Linked DNA regions of Homo sapiens: region 2 is linked to region 1. Evidence: chromatin loops called from intact Hi-C (ENCODE). Cell type or tissue: spleen. All regions are shown on one strand. Each heading gives the region's core, and the rest is flanking DNA. Links, peaks and the distances in the headings are about the cores only.

Evidence for each region. A loop is a pair of places that touch in the nucleus more often than their neighbours do. Peaks named below come from ENCODE experiments on the same cell type or tissue, not always from the same donor. Only the 100,000 strongest peaks of a DNase experiment are listed, where the experiment ranks them.
Region 2: a loop joins it to region 1, with 2.0 times the contacts of the local background. A loop is called at or near these places in 12 of 110 quality-filtered maps.

Annotation. Positions count from the first base shown.
Region 1 is chr12:26,947,152-26,964,124 of GRCh38, forward strand. It overlaps FGFR1OP2 (FGFR1 oncogene partner 2), which reads left to right. Exons shown (of 7, transcript NM_015633.3): 2 at 6,994-7,142; 3 at 9,392-9,509; 4 at 10,450-10,592; 5 at 13,364-13,477; 6 at 16,191-16,304. The coding sequence starts at 7,008. Among named protein-coding and RNA genes, the nearest start is that of FGFR1OP2, 17 kb to the left of the region's middle. In spleen, for the core only: no CTCF peak of the experiment used is centred there; no DNase peak of the experiment used is centred there; H3K27ac peaks cover 1,760 bases.
Region 2 is chr12:26,994,920-27,011,892 of GRCh38, forward strand. It overlaps TM7SF3 (transmembrane 7 superfamily member 3), which reads right to left. Exons shown (of 12, transcript NM_016551.3): 2 at 8,317-8,471; 3 at 4,607-4,757; 4 at 1,823-1,943; 5 at 318-489. Among named protein-coding and RNA genes, the nearest start is that of TM7SF3, 11 kb to the right of the region's middle. In spleen, for the core only: no CTCF peak of the experiment used is centred there; no DNase peak of the experiment used is centred there.

The DNA.
Region 1 (16,973 bases), core at 5,519-9,518:
AGGAGTGGAATTGTTGGATCACATGTTTAACCTTTTGAAGAACTGTCAGACTTTTCCAAAGTGGCTATACCATTTCACATTCTTTATATCCTAGCCAACACTTACTATCTTTTCTATTATAGCCATCCTAGTAGGTATATCTCATTGTGGTTTTGAATTGCATTTCAGTGATGGCTAGTTATGTTGAGCATGTTTTCATGTTCTTATTAGCCCTCTGGTTTTCTTTTGACTAATATTTGTACAGTATATCCTCTTTTCCATCCTTTTAACTTTTTTTTTGGAGGCAGGGTCACACTTTGTCACCCAGGCAGGAGTGCAGTGGCACAGCCAGGGTTGACTGCGCCCTCACCGTTCCGAGTAGCTGGGACTACAGGCATGTGCCACCACACCCAGCTAATTTTTAAATTTTTTGTAGAGACAGGGTTTTGCCATGTTGCCCAGGCTGGTCTTGAATTCCTGGGCTCAAGCAATCCTCCGATTTTGGCCTCTTAAGGTGCTGGGATTACAGGTGTGAGCCACTATGCCCGGCCTGTCCTTTTACTTTTAACCTACCCATATCATATTTAAAGTGAATTTTATATAAACAATGCATAGTTGGGTCCTCTTTTAAAATTCTGATCATCTGTCTTAATCTTATCTAAATATAAATGTCGAGGACATTTATATTTAGTGAAATTATTAACATGTTTGGATTTAGTTCTGCCATCTTATCATTTGTTTTCTTTTTGTTCCTTTGATATTCCTTTGTTTTGCCTTTTCTCTGTCTTTTGGGTTATTGAACACTTTTTAATTCATTTCAATTAATCTATTGTAGTTTTGACTATTATCTCTGTGCAGTTATTTTAGGGATTTATTAGGAATTACAATATATGTAAATTTTTAAGTCTACTTAAAATTGATATTTTTACAACTTCAAGTGAAATGTAGAAATCTGATCAATGTATAGGCCTTTTTAGCCTCCTCCCTTTTTCTTGTAGTTATATATTTGCCTGCATAAATTAAAAATCTCATTAGATAAATGTTATAATTCTTGTTTTTAAACATTAGACATTTAAAAGAACTAAGAGGAAAATAATTACCCAGATATTTACAATTTCAGTTGGTCTTCCTTTGTTCCTGATGTTCTAAGTTTCCTTCTGATAACACTTTGCTTCTAACTGAAGAGTATTCTTTATAATAAGTCTACTGGAAATAAGTTCTTCTTTCTCTTCAGCTGAGAATGACTTTTATTTCACCTTCATATATGAAACATATTTTTGCTGGATATAGAATTTTGGGTTGATAGGTCTGTTCTTTCAGCATTTTGAAAGTGTTGTTCTACTTTTTACTGGCCTTCATTTCTGTTGGGAAGCCTACAGTCATTCAAATTGTTCTCTATGAGTAATATGTCATTTTTCTCTGGCTGCTTTCAAGATTTTCTCTTTGTCTTTAGTTTTTGGAAATGTGACTACAACGTGTCTGGAGTTAGATCTTGTTGGAAACTCCTGCCTGGGGTTTCCTGAGGACTGGGAATGATGAAGACAAGGTTTCTTAGAAGGAAGCAAAGTGTTACATCATCGAAATGTATAAGTTTCAACTATTGAAGTTAAATATGTTTTTATATTATTGGATGACAAGTTAGAATGCGCTTGGGAGAATACACAAAATACAGTATTTTAGTCATTGTGAATATTGTGTCTTTTCGGTAGGGGACTCTTCTAAGGTATTCATAACGTAAACATACTAGAATATTTAAGAATATTGCCTGGCATGGTGGCATGCACCTATATAGTCTCAGCTACTCAGGAGACTGAAGTGGAGGGTCTTTGGAGTCCAGGAGTTCCAGCCTGGGTGATGGCAAGACCTCGCCTCTAAAAATAACTAAACTTAAAAAAATAATAATAAATATTTCTAAACCATGGAGAGAGGCAACTCCATAAAATCTTCTTAGAGATGTTCAGAAAGTTGTTCAGGAATGGTTTTAGTCGTTGATTCACCATTACAGTTTTTCTTTTTCATTTTGAGATGGAGTTTCGCTTTTGTTGCCCAGGCTAGAGTGCAATGGCGCGATCTCAGCTCACTGCAACCTCCACCTCCCAGGTACAAGCGATTCTCCTGTCTTGGCCTCCCAAGTAGCTCAGATTACAGGCTTGCACCACCACGCCCTGCTAATTTTTTTGTATTTAGTAGAGATGGGGTTTCATCATGTTAGGCTGGTCGCGAACTCCTGACCTCAGGTGATCCACCCACCTCAGCCTCCCAAAGTGCTGGGATTACAGGTGTGCACCACCACACCTGGCCTACAGTTTTTCCAGATTAATTTATTTACAAATGAAGCATGAATTAACCAGTATCCTATGCTATCCAAGGTAAGTTTTCCCATTCGTGTTTAATATTGTGGCCATTTTTTTCTACTTAAATGAAATGTTTCATGGAGTAGTATCTGTTTGAGGTTTTTTTTGTTTGAGACAGAGTTTTGCTCTTGTTGCCCAGGCTGGAGTGCAATGATGCGATCTTGGCTCGCTGCAACCTCTGCCTCCCGGGTTCAAGCGATTCTCCTGTCTCAGCTTCCCGAGTAGCTGGGATTACAGGCGCATGCCACCACACCCAGCTAATTTTTGTATTTTTAGTAGAGATGAGGTTTCATCATTATTGGTCAGGCTGGTCTCGAACTCCTGACCTCAGGTGATCCACCTGCCTCAGCCTCCCAAAGTACTGGGATTACAGGAGTGAGCCACCGTGCCTGGCCCTGTTTGAGGTGTTATGTGGTACTATCAAGTAGCCATTCTGATTATGTCAGTTTTTATCTTCATGGATCTTACAACTTGATGGTCACAATGGTTCTTTTGAAATTTGACAGGCCAAATTTTGTGTATCTATCATGGAGTCTTTTAACTTCTTCATGGGTTTATTTTACAGTTTCATATGAGGCTTTTGCATAAGGACATTTAGTCAAAGCATCCCGCTTATAGTAACGAACTTTAAGGTATTTCTATGGTATCTACAATATTGTTTCTACCTTTATGATAGCAGTTATATTAGGCAGCTACCATCAAGCCATCAAGTAGTTAATGTATTCGTTGTTTTTTTTTTTTTTTTTTTTTTTTTTGAGACAGAGTCCCGTTCTGTCACCCAGGCTGGAGGTGCAGTGGCACAATCTCGGCTCACTGCAAGCTCCGCCTCCCGGGTTCACGCTATTCTCCTGCCTCAGCCTCCTGCGTAGCTGAGACTACAGGCGCATGCCACTACGCCCGGCTAATTTTTTTTTTGTATTTTTAGTAGAGACGGAGTTTCACTGTGTTAGCCAGGATGGTCTCGATCTCCTGACCTCGTGATCCACCCGCCTCGGCCTCCCAAAGTGCTGGGATTACAGGCGTGAGCCACCGCACCTGCCCTGTATTCATTGTTTTTAAAAGGATATCTGAGAAACCTCTTTTCTTTGCAGCATTTCAGAGAAGTGGATTATTCTAAAAGCATATCACCTATTCATGTATATATTTACTTTCAGTAAGTTGCTCCATCTTAGTGGAGCACAGTTAAGTCATTTGATCAGTCTGGCTTCTGGTAAGAAATTGAATTTTATCACAGTGACTGATGTACCTGTTGCATATCAAGCCTGATACTGCTGATTTTTGTTTTTAAGATAAAACCCATTAACAAACAGTAAAGTCAGGATTTGGTACTAGAAAATTCAAAAGTTTTGTTTTGGACTTGAATACTTCTTGAGTTATGGAATCACAATCATGAGATTTTCCTTGCAGTAGGTAAAGGTTGCTGGATTAATACTGTTACACAGTGAATGGTAATATGAAAAAGAGAGAGTAGCAATATTTCATGATTACTCAAATGATAGAAATTTTGGATGGTTTCCTTTAGCAATAGGGATTTACTATGCATGGTAACATGAGGTTTAAAGACCTAGAATAACCTCTGAAGATGCTTTGATTAATTCAGTTGAGGTTTATAATTGCTCGGAGGCAGGGAAGCTAAACCTTAGCTGCTGAATTAAGGTATACGATTTTTTTTTTTTCTTTTTTTGAGATGCAGCCTCACTCTGAGGCCCAGGCTGGAGTGCAGTGGTGCTATGGCTCACTGCAACCTCTGCCTACTGGGTTTAAGTGATTCTCCTGCCTCAGCCTCCCAAATAGCTGGGATTACAGGCACCCCCCGACCAGGCCCGGCTAATTTTTGTATTTATTTATTTAGTTAGTTATTGAGACAGCCTGTTGCCCAGGCTGTAGTGCAGTGGTGCAATTTTGGCTCACTACAACCTCTGCCTCCCAAGTTCAAGCAATTCTCTTGCCTCAGCTTCCTGAGTAGCTGGTATCACAGGTGTGTGCCACCACGCCCAGCTAATTTTTGTATTTTTAGTAGAGACGGTGTTTCACCATGTTGGGCAGGCTGGTCTTGAACTCCTGAATTCAAGTGATCTGCCCTCCTCGACCTCCCAAAGTGCTGGGATTACAGGTGTGAGCCACTGCGCCCAGCCCAAGGTATACAATATAATAGACAGTGGGGTTTTGATGTCGTGTTGTTAATACTCCCAGGACACAGGGTACTATTTTTGTACTCAAAAAGATTTATGATTATGTAGGAAGACTATCTAGACTGAGGGCTATTTAGCTATCTGATCATATATAGGACCTTATTGCGTTTTATTTGGAAACAGATCCTGTCTATTGCATTTGTAGATGTTATGTTTTAGTGTGTAAAGAAGGGTTCTTCTTATAGTAGTCCCAACAATATCATTTACAGATTAGGACTGTTAGAGAGTTCTATTACTTGAGTTCTATTAAACCAAGGTAAACTTTATTTTCTCTCAAATCTTTTACAATTTGTTGTAGAGTTTCAAATTTGTCTTTTATTACTTTCACCATCTGTTATAAACTATTATTTTTACTATAAAACCAATTTTTTTGGTTATTTCATTTTTCTTAGTACAAGTCAGTGCCCGTCCTTTTTTTTTTTTTTTTTTTTAATTTTGCTTTACAGACAGCTTTAAAAGTTTACTCAGAAGGATCCGATGTTCTATAGTAATGGGATTAATGGGAGTTATAGTGATGTCCATTTAACCTATTTATGTTAACTTTCTTAACAAATAAGAAAGTTGTCTGTCTACAGTTTTAGATAATTTCCTTTGGAAATTTAGAGGAAGTACAGGGTATTGTTGGGCACTAATGCCTCTCTCAGAACGGCATCTTCGGATAGATTTTGGGTAGTTGTCCTTTTGGGTATTAGCCAGTATCAGACAATATTGGTTCCTTTAATGGCCCTTTTACTCCTCATATTTTCAAGCATCCTTATCTAAACCTCCTGAATCTTACAAGACAAATCTTGTGGTGGTTTTCTCTAGAGAGCCAGAAGTTATATTAATTTCCAGCTTGTTTACTTCTTAAGGCTCTCTGGAAATGTCTGATCATATATTGGACATTTTCTAAATTGGCGATTTAAATAACAGGAGAAAGTCTTCTGAAATTGCCTGATGTGTTTTATGAAATATTTTATACTGTTGAGTTATTTAAATTTTCTCTTTGCTACTTGTTGCTTTTTTTTTTTTTTTGTATTGGAGGGGATAATCATTAATTGGACTAGTTGGTACAGATCTGTAGTCCAGGGCAGTGGTATATAACAAAGTCCTGAATTCTGTGGCAAATTGCTGTTTTAATAAAGTTGATGAAAGTCTTTGTTTATAACCCTTCACTTGGATCTACACCAAATTTTAATTTAACTTCTGTAGACGTGGCTTCTGGCCTGGTAATTTAGTGTGATTTTATTTTTTGAGGAAACCCTGAAGAAAGGATGACTTATATTGAACGTTAGGTAAAACTTAGTAGAAAGATAAAAGATTTCAGCTGGGCACGGTGGCTCACACGTGTAATCCCAGCGCTTTGGGAGGCCAAGGCGGGCGGATCATGAGGTCAGGAGATCGAGACCATCCTGGCTAACACAGTGAAACCCCCGACTCTACTAAAAATACAAAAAAATGAGCCAGGCGTGGTGGCAGGTGCCTGTAGTCCCAGCTACTCGGGAGGCTGAGGCAGGAAAATGGCGTGAACCTGGGAGGTGGAGCTTGCAGTGAGCCGAGATCACGCCGCTGCACTCCAGCCAGCCTGGGCGACAGAGCGAGACTGTGTCTCCAAAAAAAAAAAAAAAAAAAAAGGAAGATAAAAGATTTCAAGGAGGGTAAGTGTAAGTTTCAGGAGAAACTTAAAGTTTTGGAAAGAGACTTTAAAATTATTAAAATTTTGTTTGAGGTTTCTACATACCAGTTGAAGAAGCTGACAATTGACTGTTTCATGTTTTGTCTCATATTTCTTTCAGCTACTCTTAAACATATTGCTTACTGATTTTAGCATATCAGAAGTTTCCTGTAATTACCAGTTTTGTCCTAAGTCAAAACTTTTTTTTGCACTTTAAGGAAGATGCAAGAGTTAGAATTATAATGCAACTTTATGTAAGAAGCAGAAGTTCTTCCAAGAAGAGGTTGAGACTTTAATGTAGCATGACACATTGAGGCCACTTCGGCTGGTCAGCAGTGTTTGTGAACAGTGTGTCAAGTCACCTGACCAAGCAGAGGTTAGGAAGCATTCTTACAGTCAAAGTTTTCAGACAGTCATTGACCCCAGAATACTGACCAGTAAACCAAATGATCTTCCTCAAAAGTGACAAGATAGGGAATGCCCTCATAAAGGGCAAATTTCTATATAACATTATATTCCTTGGACATGTACTTTTTTCCCCACTGTAAATTTAGAGTGTTTTAAATGCGTTCTAGTTCTGTCTGCAAATCTTTTAACTGTGTTCTAATTTTTTTGTAATAGTATAAATTTACTTTCAAGTTTGTAGTATCCTAACAGAAGCAAAACCACAGTGTTCTTAGGTGTTTTTTCCTCCCTGGACAGTGAACAATACTGTAACAAATGTGGCTTAAGAAGCATATCTGTGTTGACATGAAGCTAAAATAAAGAGATATGTTGACTTTATTTTGAGTCTTGATTTTAATTTTAATTATAGATATATCTTTAGAAATGAGTTGCACAATTGAGAAGGCACTTGCCGACGCTAAAGCTCTTGTTGAAAGATTAAGAGATCATGACGATGCAGCAGAATCTCTGATTGAGCAAACCACAGCTCTCAACAAGCGAGTAGAAGCCATGAAACAGGTTTGATTTTTCTTTCTTGTTCATTCCATTTATCAAAAGCAGTCATTGACATTTATGTATTGCTGGCTAATTAGTATCTAATTTTTTTCAACATTCTCTAAAATTTTAAAGTAGCTTGACTTGTGTGTTTCAGGTTTACTTTAATTTTGTCGTGTTCAGGTGATATACCTAGACATATATTTCTAAACCCTAGATTTGATCACTTATTTTGCTGACAGAGTTGCACATTTGAGTTTAGAAAATAAATGAATTTGTTAGGTCTAGAAACATTTGACAAAGACCAGATAATACCTTTTACTAATGTTGGTACACATTTTGTTCTGTCTTGTATAATGTAGAAATGTTCATATTTTTCTTTATAAAAGTACTTAGGTGATGCTGTTTAACAACAAAATAGCTTTTGAAAATGATGCAAGGTAATATGTGATTTATACTCTGTGCAGTTATTGTACCCATACTTGCTACCTTATTTTTCATTCAGTGCTACCAATTAAAGAATACATAAGGGCTTTCTTCTTGCTATTTTTACTATTGTATAACAGAATATTCCCATGGGCCACGGAGTTTAGACACTATTTTAACCTTCTTCTGATAAAAATTTTCAAGTCATTTAAGAAAATTATAAAATCTCTGACATTATGATGGAAATCAGAGGGGGAAAATGTATATTCACAGCCAAATCTCCTCATCTATTTTGTAAAAGGAAGCAATTCTGGGATAGTATTTTTAACAAAGCTACTGGAAATAGTGGAGCAAGTTTAGTTATTTGGTTTTACAACTGTGTTGCCCTAAACAGATTTACCTGCATCCCTAACCAACTGTCCAGCTAGACTCAGGCACTTCAGTGAACATATATCTGGTATTGAGTTGTTAAAAAAGGAGTTTGACATCTGAAGTTAAGAACCAGGAGTGTTATAATGAATATGTTACTAAGTGTCTCATGAGAATGCCTTGAAAATAAATAAGTGCAATTTTAAAATAAGATTCTCATTTTCTTAATGGAAAATCTTTTTGCATTTCTTTTGTACATGTTCTATTAAGATATTCACATACCATAAAATTTACTTTTTTGAAGGGTACAGTTCATTGGATTTTAGTACACATTTGCAGGTTATGCAGTATAACCACTACCTGATTCCAGAACATTTTCATCACCACAAAACCTTACATCCATCAGTGGTCTCTCTCTAGTTTCCCCTTTCCTCAGTCTCTGGCAACCACTAATATTTCTATCTCTTTGAATTTGCCTATTCTGGACATTTCATATAAATGGAATGATAAAATATGCGGCTTTTTGTGATTGGCTTCTTAACATAATGTTTTTAAGGTTCATCTATGTTATAGCATGTATCAGTACTTCATTCCTGTTTATTGCCAAATAATATTGCATTGTAAGGATACAGCACATTGTGCTTATCCATTCATCAGCTGATAGGCATTTGGATTATTTTACTTTTTTGGCTGGTAAGAATATGCTGCTATGAATATTTGTGTACAAGTTTCTGTGTGGACATATGTTTTCAGTTTTCTTGGGTATATATGTAGAAGTAGAATGGATGGGTCATATAATAACTCTGTTAAAATTTTTTGAGGATCTGCCACATTGTTTCCCAAAGCAGCTATGCCAAGCTTGTCCGACCTGTGACTTGCTGGCTGCATATGGCCCAGGATGGCTTTGATTGCGGCCCAGCACAAATTCACAAACTTTCTTAAAACATTATGAGATTTTTTTTTTTTAAAAAAAAGCTCATCAGCTATCGTTAGCATTAGTGTATTTTATGTGCAGCGTGATAATTCTTCTTCCGATGTGCCCAGGGAAGCCAAAAGATTGGACACCCCTGAACTACATCATTTTACATTCCATCAACAATGTATGGAAGGTTGCAGTTTCTTCACATCCTCTCCAACAATTGTTATTGTCTTTTTCATTACAGTCATCCTCGTGGGATATATTGAATTGCATTCTCCTAATGACTAGTTAGGTTAATTAAGTATCTTTTCATGTGCTTATTGGCCATTTGTATATCTTCTTTAGATAAATGTTTATTCAAATCCTTTGCCACTTTTAAAAATGGGGTTATTTTCATTTTATTGTTGAGTTGTAAGTGTTCTTTATATATTCTGGATACTAAGCTCTTATCAGATTTTTTATATGTATATTTCAGATATATTTATATTTATATATCATATATATATATATATATATATTTGCAGGTATTTTCATCCCACATGTTTTTCTCCCCCATTAGTATCAGGAAGAAATTCAAGAACTTAATGAAGTCGCGAGACATCGGCCACGGTCCACGTTAGTTATGGGAATCCAGCAAGAAAACAGACAAATCAGAGAGTTGCAACAAGAAAACAAAGGTAAGATACGTTACTTTTTGACATTAATCCCATTTCTAGTCTATATTCCTAAATCGTATTTATTGCTCTTTATCCTGTCCCACATATGAACATCTGCCTGGTTGACATCCTCTTAGATTCTCACCCTTAATATCCAGTTAGCACTGCTGTTGTTAGCTATGAAATAACCCAGCTTCATTCTCTGCAGTCCCACTGCATTGGCCCCCAGATTAGATGCTCAGTCTCTTGCCTGAAATGTCCAAACTGATCTCCCTGATTCCAGTCTCTCTTCCCCCTTCCAATCTGTCTTCAACATAACCATCAGATTGATATTTCAAAAATCAGTCTGATCATGTAATTCTTTTGCCTAAGAACTTTCATTATATACTTATTACCTTTTACAGGGTCCCTAAAAATCATTTCCCAGCCTTTTTTTTAAATCTTCTTCCCACAGCTTTCTTCACTGTGAACTCTTTGCTCTTGCCAACACCAATCACTTCCTAAACACGTCATCTGTTTTCATGCCTACCTGCTTAGAAGGTCCATTCCTTCACTTTTCAACTGAGGGAACTCACACTGTACTTCTACAAAGCTTCCACCAGTTTCTTCCCATAGACATCTCTTAAATCTATTTGACTTAACACTCCACTCTGCCACCTACCACATGCTTGTTTTCTCTACTAGACTCTTGAGGTCTGTGGCCCTTAATATAGAGGGAGCCTTGGCCGATATTAATTGCTGTTTAGTACATCTTTGTTGAAATGATTCTCAAGAAACAAGCTTAAAATATTCAAAAAACTAATACGGGACTTCATTTGGTGTCTCTTATTGTTATATGGCTAGATTTTTGTGCATTGTGTTTTCTTTTTAAAATGTCCCGTTCATAAGTTGCTTAGTGGAAGAGAATATTTTGTGTACTTTTAACTCAAGTTGGAATAAAATACAATATTATTCTTGATAGAATTACGTACATCTCTGGAAGAACATCAGTCGGCCTTGGAACTTATAATGAGCAAGTACCGAGAACAAATGTTTAGATTGCTAATGGCTAGCAAAAAAGATGATCCGGGTATAATAATGAAGTTAAAAGAGCAGCACTCCAAGGTAATCCATTCTATAAATGTGACCTGAAATGGAAAAGAGAGACGATTGATTATTCTGTGTTCAGATTTTTTTTGAAAAAAATCACAGGTATCTAGTAATGGCATTTTAACATGATGTTGAATGTTTCATCTTTTTAATTGACATTTTCTCCTTTTTCTTATTTTTCCATTTCTTGTTATATATCATTTTCTGTTTGATTTATAAACTCTCACTGTTTCTTAGAAACTTTAATTTGTACGTTGAAAAATAAATTTTATTTTGGATATAAAGGTAAGTCTGGTCTCTTCAACATTATTTTTGTAGGGCTATATACTTTTAAGAAATATTTCTTAAAGGGCTGGGCATGGTGGCTTACGCCTATAATCCCAGCACTTTGGGAGGCCAAGGCAGGAGGATCACTTGAGGCCAGAAGTTCAAGACCAGCCTGGGCAACATAGCATGACTCCATCTCTTCAAAAAGTAAAAAAATTAGCCGGGTGTGGTAGCACATGCCTGCAGTCCTAGCTTCTCAGGAGGCTGAGGTGGATAGACCACTTCAGCTCAGGAGTTTGAGGTTACATTGAGCTACGATCATGCCATTGCACTCCCATCTAGACAACCGAGTGAGACCCTGTCTCTTAAAAAACAGAAATTTTTTTAAGAAACATTTTTTCTAATAAATTTGTGTATTGACTTCTCTTGCAAAAACAAAAAATAATGGAAACCTTTTTTAAAATCTGAAAGCAGTTTAATGTAGATTTTTCTTAAGACTGTTTTCTGAATAAGGCTAATTCATCCAGACTATAAATGATCTTGTTTATTATAATGGAAAAAACATGGGGTTCAGGAGAAGAACCAACATAGTAAAATTTTGCTCCCTTGCCCCAGTATTGTATACCAGTTGACATCATTTTTTAGAAACAAAGCTGAAGTAGTTAGAAATTAGTGTTTTACCTGCTGTTCATCCCTTTGTCATCCCTGTGTCTATTCCCTTTGGTATGTCCCCATATTTTATGGCATATTTTATGGCAACTGCTATGAAGACAAGTAGAATAATCCTTTCTCACATATTTATTTTAAACTGAGTTTTAGTTGCTGATATGAAATAAAAATAATAAACTAGATTGTGGAAACTAGACTGTTACCTGTATTAGATAATGGTGAGCTGACTATTATTATTACCAATATTATTTAAGAAACAGTGATTATGAGCCTTCTTTTCCCCATTTGTTACAACAGAAATAGGAAAGGACATATTTTCATATTTATCTATTATTGAAACACATTTTAGATTCTTTAAAATACTTCTTCCATTTTGGTGCTTGTACGTGTTTTTAACTTATTAGTAATTAATTCTATTAGAATTAAATACCTATCAAATAGCTCTTTATATGCCTTTATTATATTAGAAAACCTAATGATAGGTACCTCTTGTGTCAACCAGTAAAATAATAAATTAAATTAAAAATTTGTGTTTAATGTTTTCTAATTATGCTATTCATCTCCTAATCAAATGGCAATCCAGGGATGTTTAAGTGGTGATCTTTTGAATACAAAATTTAACTATTGTTAATGAGACCATTCTAAAATCATTTAAATTTAAAGGTATAATAATAACTATAGTAACTAAGACTTTTTAAAGGCACTAAAAGGAGTTGACTTAATATTATTTGTAAGATAAATATAATCTTGAGAATTTCTAAAAGGTTTGTATGTTTTATAACCTAAAAATAAAATGTTAAAGATCTAAAGCGAAGAATACCATTACAAAAAAAGTGCTTAGAATAGGATAACTATAGCTTGCAGGTCCCATCTGGTAGCAACTATGACAGAAGCAAATGTTTCCTAAAATATATTAGATTTTACTATTCACCAGAGCTGGTTTATTAATTAGTAAGGTTAAACATTTCCTAAGATAGCTGTAAGCCATCCTTTTTTATTATGTAGATTGAATTCTTCATCTAAGTTCAGATGATCCTTGCCTCCCATAAAATGACTATTCAGTTATTTGTTATTAATTTTCACTAATACATATTAATGTTTGTGATTTTGATTTTTCCCAAAAAGGAGACACTTCGACTTAATTAAACAAACATTAATACTGGCACTGGGTTAGTTATGGGAAATAATAAGATGAATGTACAAGCTTGCAGTATAGTGGGAGATACAGACACAAACATAACAATCTACTATAAGGTAGGGCGTGATGAATCCCAAAGTAGATGAATTGTTACTGGAACGCTAGAGGGAACAATATTAACTGTCATAAGGAAAATCTGGAAAGGTAACAAGGAAGGGAAGAAAGTCTGTCTCAGTCCAGCCTTGAATTAATTATGGGCAGGTAGGTAAACAAGCAGAAGTGGGTGGGTGGGCAGAGAAACTTGTATAATAAAAGCACAAAAAGTATGGTATTGTAGGGTGTGTTTAGGTACTAGTGCTCTGATATGCCTAAACACAAAAGTAATTTTACAACACATTTAGAGCTAAGAAACAGAGTTACACATAACAGCATTTTGGATTGGAGTAAGAGATCCTTTTGAGACTGTTATAATACAGAACTTTGCCCTTAACTAGAAGTTTTTGAGCACATACTTAAAAAATCAGTAGAAAGTTTGAGAGCTCATTTTTACCCAAATACTAATTTTCATGTTATTTTTGAACAGATGCCTTTTTGGAAATCTTAAAAAAGCAAACATTTCAAACAGTTGGCTAACACGCATGAACTAACACTCATTCAGTTTTTAAATTACGGATGATATCCGTATTAACATTATAATGACTCTATACTACAGATTGACATGGTACATCGTAACAAGTCCGAAGGATTCTTCCTTGATGCATCTCGACACATCCTTGAAGCACCTCAACATGGACTGGAGAGAAGGCACTTGGAAGCAAATCAGAATGTACACTAAATAAACAGTCAACTTTTGGGGTGTGGATGGAAGGGGGGTCCATTTTAAAAGTGCTTTTACATTGAATTTCCCTCCCAGATTAGATCAGCAAATAAATGAAATTTATTAAAAGAATGTTGTGTCTTTAATAGCCATGCTGTTCAGTGTAGAAACTTTAAATCTCTCATTAATTTTCTGTGTATTGTATCATGTACAGCCTGTTAGATATTTGCAGGTTTTATAGGTTATTCAGTCCAACGCTTTATTTATTTGCTCTTGTTAGTTGTTGCTGTGAAACAGTCATTTCCTTTCTGGACATCAAAGATATTTTCTTGGCATTAATTTTAAACTGATTTCATAAGGTCAAAGTATTAAATGTTTTAATTCAGATTGTGGATAGTTTGTAGTCCTTTGATTTTGCAAATGAAATTAAAATGCCTTTGTTTAGATGTTAGGATTAAGTATAGTAGTGCTCTCTCCATTGTGTCTTAATTTTTTTTTAACTCACTTGTGGCAGGTCTTTATTGAATAAAGGAGGAATAAACCTAGACAGGGAGTTAGAAATGAAAGACATTTCAAGACAGTTCAAGGGTTATGTTGGTGACACTTCTTGTCTTCCAGACAGTTTTGAAAGCACAGATCTTGCCTCTTGTGCTTGTTAAAAAATCTGTGATACTTCTCTGAAGATTTTATAATTAAATAAGTGAACCATTACCATGACCTTTTATAAAAGTGCTGCCCTATTTGAAGTATTGGGTTTTTTCTCATGATGAGCTTTGTTAGACTTGGTACTGAAAAAATCAGTAGTTTTTTTCCTTCTATTTTAAAGGCAAAGAAATGCTTGCTTCAGCTAGGCATGGTGGCTCATGCCTGTAATTGGGAGGCTGAGGTGGGTGGATCACCTGACGTCAGGAATTGGAGACCAGCCTGGCCAACATGGTGAAACCCCATCTCTACTAAAAATACAAAAAGTTAGCCAGGCGTGATAGCGGGTGCCTGTAATCCCAGCTGCTCGGGAGGCTAAAGCAAGAGAATTGTTTGAACCTGGGAGTGGGAGGTTGCAGTGAGCCGAGGTCGTGCCATTGCACTCCAGCCTGGCCAACAAGAGCGAGACTCTGTCTAAAAAAAAAGAAATGCTTGCTTTCTGTGTAGTTTTTTAACTTAGGTCAGTGCCATAGGACTGACCAAATCATAAATTGAGGATGCTGTTGGTATTCAAAGTTTTTACTCATTACCCTTACTCAGTTTGCAGCTGCAATGATCTGTACTTAACCTGCTTTTACATATTATGCTTCCTTGACAATGGGAGGAATTTTAATGGTTAACTTGCAGAATATGACAGATACTTGTCTTAATATCATTCTTCCTACCATAATCTAATTCAAAACTATCCAGTAGAACTTTCTGAAATGATTGGAATGTTTTTTATCTGTGCTGTCCAGTGTGGAAGCCAGTAGCCACATGTGGCTGTTGAGCACTTGCAGTGTCACTAATGCGTTTGAGGGACTGAATTGTTAATTTTTAAAAATGTATTGATTTTAATTAAGTTTAACATTGTTTTGGACAGCACAGATTAGCCTTTTAGAGTACCTTCTTGCTGAGTACTAGCAGTGTATAGGTTTCCCCATGAAAAGGACCTACATTTTTGTTGGTTAAGAGGTTATTAAATGTGCTTTGCCAAAGATACTACCTTGTCATTTCTTCCAGCTTATTAGTTCCGTGGGTTTCTTGGAGTACTGTTAAATCCTTTTTACAAATATATATATACACAACTACTGAAGAGACTGTTTATTTGGGGAGTTATTCACTTTTATATTTAAGTCTTAGGCTTAATATGATAAAATACCTCTCAGTTGCTGTGAATAATGGTCTATAGAAGCTGTTCATTGAGAAAATGATTATTCTCGAGTTTCTGTTGATTTTAAACCTTTTTTGTCTGTCTCTTTCACTAGACTGTAAGCTTCTTCAGATCAGGGGACATGTCTTGACAGTCTTTGTATTCCTGTTGTTTAGCATAGTACTGGCACATCATAGGTGTGCAAGATAAGAAAATGAGATTGGAAGAATTTATGCTACTTGCTGCGCCTAACAAATGTGGATGTCTGTATTATACTGATACTATATTTTCAATAGTTAGCAAAGAAGGCCATTTAATATTTTAATACTGAAAAGCAGAATTGTGCTCATTTTATTCAATACTTACCATATACCATACACTAGATAGTAGGTGGATGTAAAGATGCAGTTCCTGCTCTCAAAGAGGATTATGACCTAGAAAAGGTTACAGATTGGATTGAGATAACTTTATAGGCCTGAACAATACAGAAAAGATTTCTAAATCATTGAAGACTTCAGGGAGGAAAAGAGATTGAATGCGTCGGCAATTTTTATCATTCCCGTTACTTTGAACAATAGTGTATGTAAGTGCAAAAAAAAAGAAAAAGTTGCTGATCATTGTGGTGAGAGGAATGTAAAATATGAGTATTTTTCTTGCTGCTAGGTTTAGTTATATTGTGCTGCTTATTCTTAATTCTAGTCCTAACAAATTTGATTTCAAAAGCACATCTGTGGTCAACCAACTTCATTGTTAATATTTGTTTTATTCATATTAAGTGACAATGTAAGAATATTCATGTTAAGTGGTACTGCAGATTTTATAAAAAGGAGAGGATCCAAAAATAAAAAAGTATTTTGCTGATTTCCAACTCCCATCCCTCTTTTTCAGGAACTGCAAGCACATGTTGACCAGATAACTGAAATGGCAGCAGTAATGAGGAAAGCCATTGAAATTGACGAGCAACAGGGTTGCAAGGAACAAGAACGAATATTTCAACTTGAAGTAAGTTTTACATTGCAAATGTAGATGAAAACTGTCCATATAAAGATTTATGCCAGAAAATATATCCCATTTTTAAATATATATTTACTCTTCTTGGGTACTGGTAATGTTCTCCTGGATGCTGTCTATGTGGGCATATTATGCAAGACCATTTATGTGGTGATGCAAGAATCTAGGATTATTAGTAACTTACAATATACCAGTAATGTAGAAAATTGATGTTTCATTCTATATTGCTTATCTTATGAAGTGAATGTACTTCTTCAATTGAGTCATTTTTAAAATTTTGTTTATTCTATTAGAGATCATAGTGATACAGGGAAATTTTTTTTAATCCACAAATATTTAGGGGCACTCTTATTTTTCTGGGGATTCTAAAAACCTTTGTCATCTGTCCTTTATTTTATGACAGTGAAAGTACCAGTCTCTGAATAACTGAAATCAGTACAATAGACTTTTATGCCTTAAGAGCTTCATTTTGAAATCACGGCGGGGAACCTGCTTTAGACTACTAAAATTTAGAAAGTGAGACTGAAGATAAAGTGATAGAGAACAAATTATGAAAGGTTATTGTTAAATGTCTACAAATTTTTTTACAGTAACTAACCAAAAGGAGGCCAGAAAGCAAAGTTATTTACCAGTGCCAGATTTGGTCACTTACTTTCCTTC
Region 2 (16,973 bases), core at 8,233-12,232, 50 kb after region 1:
TGCCAAAAATGTTTACCCAGTAGTCGTGGGAGTACACAGAAAATTACCACCTCCTTCCATTCACATTTCAGATTACCAAGTCACAGATGTGGCTGCAACTAAAACGTAACATAATTTACATGCATCTCCTCAAAGGCCAACATCATTTTGAGATATCACCAGCAAAGACTCCCAAGATGATAACAAAAGAGAATAAAGTGAGTGTCCCCCAAAAAGGAGAAAAGAGTAAAGAAATAAGATCCTGGTAGCTTCTCCCCTTCTCAACTCTGACAAAGGTGTCACAATCCAGCCACACAAATCATGGGACTCAGATTTACCTTGAGAGCACTGGCCTTCACCTGGGGCACACTGACCATCCTCTGCAGATGCTTCAGCAACATCTCCTCAGTGAGGTCATTCTCAGGCAGAAAATACTGATAGACATCATACTGCAACCTCCACCTGGAGTCCTGGTCTGTCCCAGCGTCACATGGTGGGGGATCTACGCCTCTAAAGTCAACCAACAAAATGAAACATCAGTCTCTTGTGGTGCAAGTCCCATCTATAAAAAGGAACCAAGAGCCCTAATTTCAAACACTTGCAACAATAATTACAATTTAACAGTTCACCTTTTGCAGTGGCAACAATTGGTATTCTGAAGAAAAGTAATGCACTGTTATGGACTGAATGTTTGTGTCTCCCCAAAATTAATATGCTGAGACCCTCACTCCCAGTGTGATGATATTAGGAGGTGGGACCTTTGGAAGGTAATTAGGTCATGAAGGTGAAGCCCTAATGAATCGAATTACTGCCCTCATAAAGGAGATCCCAGAGAGCCCTCTAGCCTTCTTTCTGTCATGTGTGGACACAATGACAACCCAGCAGTCTGTAACCTGGACGAGAACCTTCACCAGAACTCAACTGTGCTGGCATCCTGATCGTGGACTTCTACCCTCTAGAACCATGAGAAAGAAGTTTATAAGCCACCCAGTCTGTGCTACTTTGTTACAGCACCACAAACTAAGACAAACACCAACAGGCAAAGGTGATTACATAACTGGATTCTGATATCAGTCAGGCCTAGAGTAAAATACTACAGCTCTGGGGAGGCAAAAAAATTTTTTTTAAAAAAAAGCTGGGTGCAGTGGCTTATGCCTGTAATCCCAGCACTTTGGGAGGCTGAAGCAGGAGGATTGCTTGAGCTAAGAAGTTCAAGACCAGCCAGGGCAACATAGAAAGACCTCATCTTTGATTTAAAAAAAAAAAAAAGAAGAAGAATATAGCAGATTTGTCATTTGTTAGCAAGTAGGGTAACCTCCATAACCCCTAGGGAAACTTTCTGTAAAATAACAGCAATTGCCCTTCTTCATAAAATTGTTAGGATTAAATGGCAAAGAACATAACAACACTCAGCACCACGGACAATGCACAGGAAGCATTCAAGTGTTCTCAAATGTTAGCTATCATTACTATTAAAGCAGAAACTGAGGCACAGCTTTAATTAAAACAATGAATCTTTATAAAAATAAAAGGATGTTTCAGGGCTACTGAGTGCTATCTATATTTAAAGTGCTTTATAAAAACCAGGATGTATTTTCAAGCTCATAATAGACTCACATCTGGCTCTTCAAATAAAAAGAGTTCACAAGAATGAAGTGGGAAAATATTAACTGTAAATGACAGTCCAAATATTAATAGTGAAGTTTAAATTACATCAATTCCCCCCAAAAATTAACTCAATTTTACTACAGAGAATTAGGGACTTGAGAGAGCTGGTCAAATCTACACAACTGTCGTCATGTATATTCTAAAAGCATTTCTCAGACATGGGAGACAGACGTACCTCGCATAGCCTAGGTTTGCTGGGGCAAACTTGATAGTCGTTTCAAAGAAATTATACTCCAAGTAAATGTTGGGATCAATATCTAAATCGAACTCCAAATTACAGCCTCCAGGGACAGGATCTGGATAAGAAATAGGGAAGTTACTAAACAAACAATTCCTACATATCCAAATCATACTCAGAAAAACAGAACTCTATCTACTCTTACAAAAACTTCCCAAATAGAAGTTAAATATAAACGTAGAGCTTCTAGTCGTATACTATTTCATGAACTGAGGTTAAAGAGGGTAGAGTTAACTGAGGTTCAGGGCCCTAGAGCAGGGCAGAGCCAAAATTTTCTGTAAAAGGCCTAATAGTATTTTAGGCTTTGTCAGTCTGATGGTCTCTGCAGTAACTACCCACCCCAGTCCTTGTGGCAGGAAAGCAGCCACAGGCAATACGTACAGGAAGAGGCATAGCTGTGTTTCAGTAAAACTTTATGTACAAAAACAGGCAGCAAGCTGGATCTGGCTCATGGTCTGTAGTTTGCCAACCTTTCCTCTAGAGTTAAAAAGATCGGCTATTGGTTGACTACTTCTGGCCAGGTTTGGAATGCAGATACACAGTGTGTATATATGTTTCAATATCATGTTGGAATCTTCCTCCAAATTCTATGCTCTTCTTTCATACTCTCCTTTTTCTGCACTTATGGATCTTTACCACACCACAAATGGTATGTATGCCAGCTGAAGCTCCTCTGTTCATAATTTTTCTTTGTACACTGTCCTTGACGCAAGCCTTAATTAAGTCTATGGTTTCTTATCAGGTAATTAGCCTTTTGTTATAGCTAACATTTCCTATCTTCTACTCCAGTAATCTTCTGGATTCTCCCTCCTTTCCTAACTAGCGCTCCCTCTCCTTCCCTTTACCCCCAAGCTTTAAGAGTAGTCTAAATTTATTCACCTCACCTTCACTCCTCCATCCCTGTTGTGCCACTAAAGTGACTCTCATAAAGGGCCACCGCTGACTCCTACTTGCTCTAGCATACGGACACTTTCAGTCAGTTCTCTTGACCTCTCCGTAGACTGTAACTTACCACTTCCTTTTTTTTTTTTTTTTTTTTGAGACGGAGTCTTGCTCTATCACCCAAGCTGGAGTGAAGTGGCGCAATCTCAGCTCACTGCAACCTCTGCCCACCGGGTTCAAGCAATTCTCCTGCCGCAGCCTCCTGAGTACCTGGGATTGTAGGCACCTGCCACCACACCTGACTAATTTTTGTATTTTTAGTAGAGATAGAGTTTCGCCATGTTGGCCAGGCTAGTCTCAAACTCCCGATTATATAAATTATACCTGCAACCTGCTTCGGCCTCCCAAAGTGCTGGGATTACAGGTGTGAGCCACCGTGCCCGGCCTGCTCCCTTTTAAAGGCAGAAACTCCAGGCTTTCTTCCTACCTTCTTGACTACTCCACAGTGTTGTGCTTATTCCTCAGGAGTTATTATCCACCAGAAACAGTGCCTGACACATAGTAGGCACTAGTAAAGTATTTGCTATGATTTTTTTGCCCTAAATATCCAAGTACATGCCTGGATAATCTCACTCACTGCCACAGCTTTTATTAACAGCTATTTAGTTGGGAATCTAATCTCACCCCTCCACTCCAGGCCCTTATTTAAATTATGTACTCTGCATTTCCATCCAAATGTCCTACAAGCATCTCAGACTGTGTCCCAAACTGAAGTCATCACCTACTCCGTCCCACCTCCCAAAACATCCAGCACCACCATAACCCTGTTCCTACACCTATTTTGTATCACTATTTCCCTGCTGCCCAAATAGGAAACCTATGCTTCCCTCTTATACTCCATAACCACCAGTCATTGTGTTGTATCAATTCCACCTTCTGGATATCTCAAATCCTGCTCCTCTTCTCCATCCCGCCTCTCATGGCCTCTGTTCAGATCCTCATTTCTCATTTTGTGCTGAGTCCTGACTCTGCTGCGCCCTCTCCAATCCATCCCCACACTACTTCTAGAGTTAGCTTTCTAAGAGATGAAATGGACTACACCATTCCTCTGCTTAAAAACTCTATGCCTCCTTAGAACCTACCTCGAAATAAAGTACAAACCTCAAATTGTATGCAAGGCCCTCCACACTCCAGCTGCAGCCACACTCACAACGTGCCATTCTCCAAATCATTTTTCTTCATGACGTCGAGCTTACTGCTTCTGCTTAGAACAACTAAACTGTTAAGGACTATGTCTTGCCTTAACTATTACTGCTTCTCCAAGGGCTCCCTAAATGTTTTTCGAATGAATAAACATGTTCTCCTAGTCACTACCTGAGCTTTCAGTCATCGTGCTAATTCTCTTACTATAAAATATTTCTGATTATAGGCTGGGCGCAGTGGCTCATGCCTGCAATCCCAGCACTTTGGGAGGCTGAGGCGGGCGAATCACAAGGTCAGGAGTTCGAGACCAGCCTGGCCAACATGGTGAAACGCCATCTCTACTAAAAATACAAAAAATTAGCTGGGCCTGGTGGCGGGCGCCTGTAATCCCAGCTACTTGGGAGGCTGAGGCAGGAGAATCGCTTGAACCCGGGAGGCAGAGGTTGCAGTGAGCCGAGATCGCGCCACTACACTCCAGCCTGGGTGACAGTGCGAGACTCCATCTCAAAAAAAAAAAATCCGATTATATAAATTATACTTGCAACAAACAATCTCAATAGGATAATTTTCCTTAAAGTTTCATGAACACATTCCATATTCCAAAGAGTAAGAGGGAGGAGAAGACAGAAGGGTTACCTCTTTCTGAGTAGGAGAGTAGGATAGCCATATTCTGGACAGGCTGTATGCCTGAAGTCCCCAAGTACCAAGTGCATGTACTCTGCTCTGGTCTAAGGATGAAAACCAGTCCACTGGCAGTGCCTGTTTCCGAGGAATTGGAAAGGAGAGTCTGCAGTCCAGAAGAAACATTGTCATGAATAGGAAGTCGACCAAAACATAAATTACTGAGCTGATCCAGTGTGCATGTCCTATTCCAAATCTTCCCAAAACAAATAGAAAAAAAAAACCTTCCTTAAATAACCAGGGAATTCTTTTCATCTCTATGTTCACATGCCCACACATATACATGGAAAAAGCATTCTTGAAAAATATACGATTGTCTTAGTTAAGGCTGCTATAACAAAGTACCACAGGTAAGGTGGTTATAAACAACAGAAATTTATTTTCGCAATTCTAGAGTCTGGTGGTTCATGATAGCGGTGCCAACACAGTCGGGTTCTGATGAAAGCTGTCTTATAGGCTGAAGACTCCCAACTTCTTGTTGTATCCTCACATGACAGAGAAAGGGCAAGAAACATATCTGGGGTCCCTTTTATAAGGCCACTAATCCCATTCATGAGGGCTCTAAATGGGGGCCCATGACCTAATCACTTCCCAAAGACTCCACTTCCTAATATAACACACTGAGGATGAGTATTTCAACTGTGAATTTTGTGAAGACACAAACATTCTGTCTGTAAAAATAATCTTTGATCAGGAATAGCAGATGCACAGTGAAATTCCCAAGTGTTTCAATTAATTTGAATTAAGATTTACTATGTCAAATAATGTTTTATCTTAGTTTCTAAGACCACTAGGACAAAAACATGAGACCTGGCCCCAAGGAGTTCAGTTTTCGAGGTACCTTTTAAATTGTGTTATAACTGACAAACTATAAACTGTACATAAAGTATAATTTTTCTTTTTTTTTGAGATGGAGTCTCGCTCTGTCACCCAGGCTAGAGTGCAGTGGCGCGATCTCAGCTTACTACAAGCTCCGCCTCCCGGGTTCACGCCATTCTCCTGTCTCAGCCTCCCAAGTAGCTGGGACTACAGGCGCCTGCCACCACACCTGGCTAATTTTTTGTACTTTTAGTAGAGACGAGGTTTCACCATGTTAGCCAGGATGGTCTTGATCTCCTGACCTCGTGATCCGCCAGCATCAGCCTCCCAAAGTGCTGGGATTACAGGCGTGAGCCACCGTGCCCGGCCCATAAAGTATACTTTTAAGTGTTGATATACAGACACCTGTGAAACCATTACCACAATCAAAATAGCAAATGTATGCATCACCCCAAGTTTCCTTGTGCCCCTTCCTAATCCTTCCTCACACACTTCCTCTCTACCATCCCCCACTCCCATCTGCTTGGAAAGTTTTTTGAATAATAAAATGCTAAGCTAAAAGGTAACAGACTCAAGAGGTTCTATCAAAGCTAAGGAAATGGGAAGGAAAAGGTAGCAGAGTAGTTTCAATTTGATAAGCATAAGAAAGAATGACTCAAATATTAATTGATAAATGATCAAGTCAACAGTTTCAAAGAGCCAATTGCCATCACGACTCAAAAAAAACAAAAGTGCCACACTTTATTAGGAAGGGCACAGGAAACAGAAGCACTTCTCTTTACACAGACCACTCACTTCCTGAGCCATGTGCAGTTCTGGCCATCATCTTCTAAGTAATATAACAGTGGGAACTAAAGGCAGTCCAAGAAATAAAATGATAATTAAGGACAACTAAGACCCTTTCTGCATAGAAATCAAGGCCCAAGATGCTGCCAGCTAGGTCTGTTTTATCACTGGTGATGCTGACATCTCTTTATCCAAGTTCTGCTTCCTCAGATGTAGAAATAGGCATCACTACTAATTTGTTGAGCTTTAATGAGAATTAACCATATGGAAACCAAACACAGGGGTTCCTAACTGGGGGCCTGAGAGTCTGAGTTTTTGAAGGGCCCCATGAAATTTTATATTTATATTTGAGTCCATAGACTTGAGCAGTCTATGGCTCCAGGAGCTTAAGAACCACTGGCCTAGGACATAGCAGGCGTTCAACAAATATAAACCCTTATTTCACCCATCCTCTCTCTTTTCCTTCAAATGTTGTCTTGCTGTAATGTCATTAGGAAGAAACACACTGTTTGTCAATTAAAAATTGTTTTAATAGATCTAGTTAAAAAAGAGAAGAAGAAAGAACTCATCTATGTGCCATTTTACTAAGTCTCCTATGTAAGAGTCTGAATAGGAAGCTGTCTTTTGAATTCAGTGCCATAAAAAACTTGGCCTCCCCTGAGGAACTGGCATGCTCCTTCCTTTCTAAGGAAGTTATGAAATTTAACATGCTTTACCTTCTGCTTTAGCTGCAAAGAACTTGGGCAAATTCGACGTATGTGTGACATCGGTATCTCTTGTAATTAATACTATTTATTCCTTTCCTTTTTTCCTAAGCTGAATTCTTCCATTTCTAGTCTATTAACTACCCCCCTACACACATACCCCACAACACACACGCACACACGTGCACAACCACATGCACACAATTTCCAAACCTCTATGGTAGGGGAAAGAAGGCAGGAATAAAAATACACAAAATAGTAAGAAAGATAGTGTGACCAATGCCTCTAATATTATATATGGGCTGGGGCGCAGTGGCTCATGCCTGCAATCCCAGCACTTTGGGATGCCCAGACAGGCGGATCACTTGAGGCCAGGAGTTCAAGACCAGCCTGGGCAACAGAGCAAAACCCCATCTCTACAAAAAAAAAATGTTAAAAATTAGCCAAGTGTGGTGACATGTGCCTGTAGTTCCAGGATCACTTAAGACCAGGAATTTGAGCCATGATCACACGACCACATTCCGGCGTGGGTGATGGAGTGAGATCTTATCTCTAAAAAAAAAAATAAAAATTTTAAAAATTTACATATGAATTAGATTAAGACAGAATTGTTTACCAAATTCCAGAATATTATAATATAGGCTTAGGACAAATAAAAAGAAGTATAACTTCATACAAGGTGAAATGCATGTATTGGTCTAGGGCATCATAGAGACTAAATGCAGATAGATTGTAAAAGATTATATAAATGGCAGACTCTTCATAGCTTAAACTAACCCAGAGAATTTTAAAAACTTTCTAAGGCTGAGGTTGAGGTTAAGGGGTTTAGTGATGACATCTATAATAGAGTCCTTAATACTGCTGGAGGCATAGCACAGGGCTGGATGAACTGAGCACTATAATTTTTTTGTTGTTTGCGTGACAGAGTCCAAAGAATAAAGTTGATATTATAGGGTTCTTGGTAAAGTTCAATACTATAGCTAAACAACAATGAAAACCCATTAAACATATATTCTCAGGTAAAAGTTATTAAGGCCCCACTAAAGTAAGAAAATGAAAAGGTGGGAATTCACGAAGAAAACTTGCCTGCATAGTGGTGACATTTGTCACAGGGTGCCCTTCTCCCCAGCTCAGCTCTCCATTACCCCTTTTTAGGTCAGAGACTGCCACACTCAAGAAAGGCCTGAGATACTCTCAGTCACTAACTTGAAAACATCCTATCTTGATTTTTTAAAATTTAAGACATAAGATCATAAACATAAAAGAGATAGAGATATCAAATTCTAATGCTCATACTAAATACCAGACCCCCAAAATATAGAAATGATTTTTACTAAAATAATTCTTTGCACTTACCGGAGAAAAGGAAACAGTTGTATTCTGATACTGTGAGTGTATTTGGAAAATAAGAAAAGTCACATTGCTTGAAATATCATGCAAAATAGCTTCCTCTGGAAAGGGCCTATTGAGCTCGAAGTATCTAAATTTCCCCACAGAAAATTCAATAAGACCTACAACGAGATAAACTTTTCATTACAACACTTGTACTCTCATATCAATTTGCAGAAATCATATTCATAAATGAATGTGGAATTTAATCCTCAGAAAAACTCCTTGAGGTAAATATGGTTATTGCTCCTATTTCACTGCTAAAGACAATGTGGCTTAAAAAGTGATGCAGCCCATCCAGGGTCATCCAGCCAGTGAATGGTAGAGCTCAGAACTAAAATGCAAGAGGTATTTCAAAAGGTATGCTGAAGACAGGCTCCTGGAACCCAGAGAAACTTCCCCTCTGGTAGCAGCAATAACAATGATCTCTGGAACAGAGTCCCTGAATTTAAAGATGACAATCCTGTGGGGCTACTAACAATCATGAATGTGCTGGTGTTAAAGAACCATAACCGTCTAGTGAATTCTGAAGTCAGCGTAGCCCGAAGAGACACAGGTGGCTGCAATTTAATACCGGTGTTTACCAGCTGTGTGATTTTAGGCACGTTCCTTAAATCCCCTTAAGCCTCAATTTCCTCATCTGTCTAATGGAGACTGCAAAGGAAGGTGAAATCAATACTGACAAAAATGTCCAATGAGCACCCACACCAGGCACTGCACATAAAATTGTGAACCACAGGCATTCTGGAAAAGAGAGCTTTTGTTTGCTTAAGGATCAAACTGAGTCCATAAAAAAGATAGGTTATAACAAGAACAGTTTTTCAACACCTCCTCCAGGCCTGTCCCATCTGTCTACTTGCCTCCATGGTCTGCATCTCACTGACTCTGTCCCCACTTCTCTGTGATGTGTTTCTGCCAGCTGCACACCAGCTCATCTTTTTTCAATCTAACTCTCAAATAATCCTTTAATTAGGTTGCTTTTACTCCTGTGCGGTCCTGGATTCCTACCCCACCCCCCATCCTACAGTCAGTATCTGTCTGCATGAACAGCAGAAAAGATCCCAAGTTTCACATAAGCAGTCTTGGGGGTTCAATTCTAAACAAACAGACAAAAGATTTAGATTAAATATAGATGAAAAGGAATTGATGAAAAAAGATTATAATTCACCCGAGTCCCATAGTGGAACTGTCATGTTTTATTTTAGAAGGTAATTAGAGTCAGTGGGCGGTAAAACATTTCAGATACTAAATAACTTAATAACACATTCTTATATACCATGTCCCAAAAAGGTCAATTTTCAACACTTTTTTTTTTAATACGAAAGCTCCACTGGATGATTTAAAACCAAACAGAACCAAAAAAATCAAGAATGAGTAGCCTGTGGAAGAACAGCCAAAAAAAAGACACAAATAGTGTTAAGACTAGAATAATCTTAACCTCTATATATTTTCCCTAAGCTCTGTGATGCTACATTACATTCATAACTTAATGTTTTTTTAAAAAAATGATAGAATAAAACGTTACAATTTCATTTCTAAAACTCTAGAGAAAATTGTAATAGTTTTAACAATGACAAATGAAGATAGCATATTTCCTATTTATGGTACCAGAAAGACATTTTACATTTTAAATGGACCAAACTCCAGCTGGAACAGAGGTTAAAATATTAAGGAATGGCCAATAGAATCTGGGTAGGGAAGTCTGGAAAAAGTTTGTGTGCACGTGTTTTTTCTTTTTAAAAAGAAACAAGAAAAACATGTTTATATTTTCCAGGCCTTCCCATTATCATGATTATTTTATTAGAAAAGCAAATTATACATAAAACTATATGGATTTCAGTAAATTACACTAAAAATGTTTCATTTATTGCCCTTCAAGTTTGGTCCCATCCATCATGCATCCTCCAAGTCTTAAAAATTCCCACCCGTATTGGCAGTATCAGTCTGCTTTCCTAGAAATTAATCAGATTTCTATCCTTTCACTGTTCACAGCATTCAACTCACTTACTATCCTGCCTTTTCTAGTCTACATCTTCAGTTTTTCCTTTTTGTTCTCATTTTCCCTATTTGGCAATATTTATAAGGTACTCATGGACTAGGCACTCTAGTTGTTGGGCACCATGATCAAAACTGACACAAACAAATTCATAAAGGTTATCCAAGGCTTCTGTAATTATCACTTAAATTTGCCCTTTGATATTATTTTAGAAAATGTTCTAATAATCCTCATGTCTATCTCCCATGACATGAGCCTTCCATCAGAACAGTATACAGAACCTTTAAAAGCCCTGGAAGAGACTGAAGCCATCAACTAGAGAAGCCTTCATGGTAAACTTTTCTTAACCTTCCCTTAACCTATCACCCAGGATGAGGATGAATCACAACTCAAAAATACTTGGAGAAACAAAACTTTGGAAAGACAGTACGGAAACACAGAACCATGGAAACTAAAATACATTGTTAAACAACTGATGACTTGACAAAATAAGTAGGGGGGTATTAAAAGCAGGTATCTCTTGGAGTATATTTTAACTGATTTTTTTTTTTTTTTGAGATGGAGTCTCACTCTGACACCTAGGTGGAGTGCAGTGGCGCAATCTTAGCTCACTGAAATTTCCACCTCCAGGTTCAAGCAATTCTCCTGCCTCAACCTCCTGAGTACCTGGGATTACAGGCATGTGCCACCACGCCTGGCTAATTTTTGTATTTTTAGTAGAGACGGGGTTTCACTATGTTGGCCAGGCTAGTCTCGAACTCCTGACCTCAAGCGATCCGCCCATCTCAGCCTCCCAAAGTGCTGGGATTACAAGCATGAGCTACCCTGCCCGGCTGATTTTTCTTTTTTTTACACTTGTCCTTCTTTTTCTTTTTCTTTTTTTTTTTTTTTTTGAGACAGAGTCTTGCTCTGTCGCCAGGCTGGAGTGCAGTGGCGCAATCTTAGCTCACTGAAATCTCCACCTCCAGGTTCAAGCAATTCTCCTGCCTCAACCTCCTGAGTACCTGGGATTACAGGCATGTGCCACCACGCTCGGCTAATTTTTTGTATTTTTAGTAGGGACTGGGTTTCACTATGTTGGCCAGGCTGGTCTCAATCTCTTGACCTCGTGATCCGCCCACCTGGGCCTCCCAAAGTGTTGGGATTACAAGCATGAGCCACCACGCCAGGCCAACTCTACATTTTAAATGTTTATAAAATAGGAACACACACTAGAAAAAAAAAGGGACAAAATGGGACATTCTCTCAACATTCTGTCACTGTTTTGCTTTCCCTTAAAATGGTAATATTTTTCTAGAAAATATATAATCCTTATAAAAGGTGCTAAATAAACAGAAAGTCAACTCCTCCAGCAAGTACAATGTACAGAAATCACCACTGCTAACAGTTGGGATATATCTTTTAGGGCTTAGGCAGATATAAGCATGCATATTTCCGCATAGATGGAAAAAGATATAAATATGTTTGATATTGCCCATTTAACAGGTCTTATATATCTTTCCATAGCAACACAGATAATGCTAGCTTTACCATTTTAAAAGCTACAGAGTATTCCATTCTGGGTATGTACCATAATTATTCACCCAATCTCCTATTAATGAACATCTAGGCTGTTACCATTATAGCATGAATAATAAATTAATAAGAAATAAAATAGTTCTGATTTTGTGGAAGACTATTCCAGAAAGCGTATGTGTCAGGCAATAAATCTATTTGAGAGAGTTTTTGCTGTGACAGTGTAACAGATGACCTTTGACCTTAAATGGTTAAACTGTACCTAAAAAGTCTTGTTCTAGTCTAAGATATCCAGAAATAAAAACAAATAGACCATGTGAGAATACACAATGATTAGGACCAAAAATTAATCTGCAGTCTTTGCTTCTGAATTCTTCTTCAAGAAATATACCTGAATTTCAGGAATAATTACAACTTTCATCTGTTATTTCCTGGATTTCCCAAAAGCTACAGGAAAATGATGCCTCATCATCTTCCTTTCCTCAAATGCCTACAGTGCGAACCAGGCAGAAGCCAGGAAATAAAAGGGAGGGACACTGTATACATTATGTAAAACCTGGTCACTTGACAAAATAGGTAGGGGTATTAAGAGGAAGTATCTCTGGGGGTGTATTTTAAGTGATTTTTTTTCTTTTCATTACACATTTCTTTATTTCTTAAATTTCTATAGTGACCATAAGGTGTCCTTTTCATAAGAAATTATAATACAGTGATTATACACCCTGGCTATCCATTACAATCATCTGGAGGGGATTAAAAAAAAAACAGAACACTGCTGCCTGGGACCCTCTCCAGATGAGTTAAATCAAAATCCCTGGGGCTAAGGTCCAGGTATCAATTAAAAAACAAATATCCATTAAATACTATGCAGAGAAATACAGAAAGTTTACACACCCATGAATTAACCAGCACCTAAACAGCATTCTAGCATCTTAGTGGTCCCCCTGTGGCCCCTCCCAATCACATCTTCTTTCCTCCCCAGAGGGAAATAGGGTCCTAAGTTCAAACACTAGGAATTTATTTGGACGAATTCAATTGAATAGAATTTACAGCACAATTTTTGTGTGTTTGGCTTCTTTAAAATCAGCATTATGTTTGTGCAATTCATTCCAGCTGCTATAGGTAGCTATAACTCATTACCATAATTGTATACTTCATGAAATAACATGCCACAATTATCTGTTCTACTGTTAATAAACATCTGTATTTCTGGTTTAGAGTTATAAATAACTCTAAACATTTTCTGTGCATGTCTTTTGGTACACGCATATACACATTTTTGTTGGGTGGAACCTGTGAGTAGAATTATCAGGTAATAGGGTATTCTCATCTTCAGTAGATACTGCCAGTCTTCCAACAATGTTTTGCCAATGTATACCGCATCAACTTACTGTAGGAAAGTGTTCCAATTGCCCAGAAGTCTCACCAACACCTGGTATCATTCATTTATCTGCTGAGTATATAGTGGTATCTCATTGTGATTTTAATTCGCACTTCCCTAATTACTCATGGGTGTTAAGAAACCTTTGCTTTGCTTATTTGCTATTTGGATATCCTCTTTGTGAAACAGTCTGTTCGAGTCTTTTACACATATTAAAAATGGAACTGTCCTTCTTCAATTTTAGGAGTTTTTAATACATCATAGATATGAGTATTCTGACAGATACGTTGCGAATATATTCTCCCACTCTTGTTGCTTGTCTTTTCACTCTGTTACCTTTAGATTAACAGTTTTCATTTTAGCAGTCAATTTCAGGTTTTTCCTTTATGATTAGTCCCTTTTGTGTCATTTTAAAGAAATCTTTGTCAACATATACCAAGATCATGAAGATACATTCCCATGTTAACTTCCAGAAGTTTGTTTTATCTTTCACATTTAGAGCTAAAAATCAAGCTGATGCTGATTTTTACACATGGTGTAAGATAGAGGTCACAGTTCATTGTTTCATATGTTCATCTACTTGACAGCAACCTTCACTAAAAATACCACCCTGTAGTACCCCATGTTCTCTCACTTATAAATGGGAGCTATGTAATGTGTACACATGGGCCTACACTGTGGACTGATAGACATTGAAGACTGAGGAAGGTGGGAGGGGGCCTGAAGATGAGAAATTACTTAATGAGTACAATGTACATAATTCCAGTGATGGATACACTAAAAGCCCTGACTTCACTGCACAATATATCCTGTACCTACACTTGTGCTCCATAAGTTTATACAAATAAAATAATTTAAAAATACCACCATCTCCCCACCCTACTGCTTTGCAGTTCCACCTTTCACATAAGTCAAGTGAACATATGTGTTTGCTTCTAGAGTCTCAATTGCATTCTACTGGCTTATTTGTCTAGCTATAGACACCAATCCTAACACAAATATTACAACTCTCTTAACTCCTGCTCCAAATTTGTTCTTCCTCCTCAAATTTATCTTGACTATTTCTGATCCTTTACATTTCCATATAAGTTTTAGAAATCAGCCTGTCAATATCCACACACACACAAAAAAACCTGCTGGGATTTTGATTGGGATGGCCCTGAATATATACATTAATTTAGGAAGAAATGATACCTTTAAAATATCTTTATCTTTAGAATTTTGTAATCTATGAATTTCCGATATTCCTCTATTTCTTTAGTTTCTCAATTTATCTAAAGAATGTTGAGATGTATTATGTTATTTTCTCTGTAGAGGTCTTTACATATCCCATGATTATCATCCCAGAATACGTAATGTTTCTTGAGGCTATTTTAAATGTACTTTTTCTTTTCTTTAATTTTATTTCTTAACGTTTTGTAGAGATGAGGTCTTGCTATATTGATCAGACTGGTCTTGAACTCTTGGCCCCAAGAGATCCTCCCCCACTCAGTCTTCCAAAGTGCTGGGATTACAGACGGAACCACAGCACCCGACCCTGCTTTTTCTTTTAAATGTCTATTTCTAGCTGTCTCTTCACCAATATATCTTTTATAAAAAGTTCTCCATGTAATTCTAATGTTTAGCTGGGTTTGAGAACTCCTAACATAGTGTTTGATAAACAAGCAAAGGATAAATATGTATTTTTTTCCCAGTCTTAGTTATCTCTAACCTAACATCTGTGTGAAAATACTTTGGCAGTGTAACCCTGGCAATCTAACATCCATTGTACAATTTTTTTCAGAAGATTGCTTTAACCAAACCAGTTGTGGTTTGATTCCTGGCTGTGCAGGATTTTGTCATTTTTGATGTTCCAACGTCTAACACAGTATAGTCACCTAACTGGCATACAGTAAATGTTTGTTAAATGATGCCTGAACTATGTGACCTCAGGCAAGTAATGTACTTCCTCTGGGCTTCAGTTCCCTCAAAGTAAAATTGAGGTAACTGTGCTGCCATCAGTTGGCTGCTGAAAGTATCAAACAAATGGGAAACAACTTTTAAACTGCCCAAGGCTACACAATAAAGCATCATTTATTAATTTCCATTAGCTTTCCTGTGCTTCACACATTCATCTCCTTATTGAAAGAAAAGAAAGAAAGAAAGACAATCAGGCACTCAGAGCAGCCCTACGAAAAAATTAGTGGGAAGAAAGGAACTAACATGTACAGGGCATTCACAGAAATTCCAGGCACATCATAAGCATTACGTTGAGAAAGAGACTTCCGAAGAGTGACAACAAAAGATACTGAAAGTCAAGACAACTTAAACAGCTCAGTCTGGTAGAAACTCATTTAATTTCTGCTCATAAAAACAGATTTAGCAAAAGAAGACACATACTCAAAAAATATCCTGAAGAAGCTAACAGGAATTTAACTTCACCTCTAAGGCATATGGAAAAGGATTTATTAGAAGCATTTTATGAGGCATAATTATATCTTATGACTTGCAGAGTAGGAGGAAAAAAGACAGCACATCAAAAGATATTACAAAGCAAATGGCTAACATCAAGTTGGGGCACTTACATTAGCTTTCCTCTAAAAAGAAATGGCTTTTTTTGCCATCTGACCTATAGTAGGGACTTGAAACAATTTTTCACACCCATCTTCCATTCTTACCCAGAATCACTTTTTCTTTCCAATAATTCCACTTTAAAAAGAGCTGCCCAATCCTAATACTTTCCTTTTTCTTTCCGAATCAGATCCTAATCTGGCAACCATAAAAATTTCCAACTCTTCCTTTTTACTATTTTACTAAAATTTACTTCTACTGTTTGTGTTTCAACACAACAACCAAATTCTAAGAGAAATCCATCATAGCCTAGTCTTCATAATTCTCTTCACATTAAAAACAAAAATGGTTCAGCTACTTGAGTTGGTCAGCAGTCAACCGCCCCTCCCAATTTCTCATTGTTATCTTCTTACAAATGTTCAATAGCCCTAAAGGTTGAAAGGGAACACAAAAATGAACATATTAGCTTCACACACTTTTTAGAGAAAGACAGCACTTGCAACTAACCATGAACAGCCTGCTACCTTGGTAAAGCATCATCAATAGCAAGAAGACTGAAAGGCCCAAATGATGCTGTGCTCAAGTCCAATTACTATGAAATTCCACGGGAGTTACTGGATATGAATCTAAACAAATGAAAGATGTTAAAGGCAGCAGTGAACTGGGACTCCAAGAGAAGGGAAAACTGCTTAAAAGTATGATCCATCTCATGTGCCTACTGGTCACAGAAAGCACCCTCCTCAGACATTCTAGGAACTCCATCTGCCACGTTCCAAGATTTATTTAGCATTCAGGCCACTACAGAAGTCATGCAAGTTAGCTCATCCTGCCAAAGATGGGTAAATCCTCCTAAATTACAGCAGATGCTCAATTTCTTCAGTTTGTATGGTTATCAGAATTATCATCATCAAACATCAATCCAGCCATTTTCTAGGAGGATTATGCAAGTCCTGAACTATGTCCTTCTACCTTTCTATACTGATTTTTAGCTGATAGATGTGGAGAATATCAGCTTTTATTATCACTCAGCAGTTAAGTCCCCACATTGTCCCTCTTCTGCACAGAATGACAATACCAATGCAAGGCAAAAAGAATAACATTGAGGAATATCAGTGCTATAATCATAGCAAAGAGGCAAAAAGCAGTGTCTGAAAAAAATTAATTTCTCAATTTATTCATATT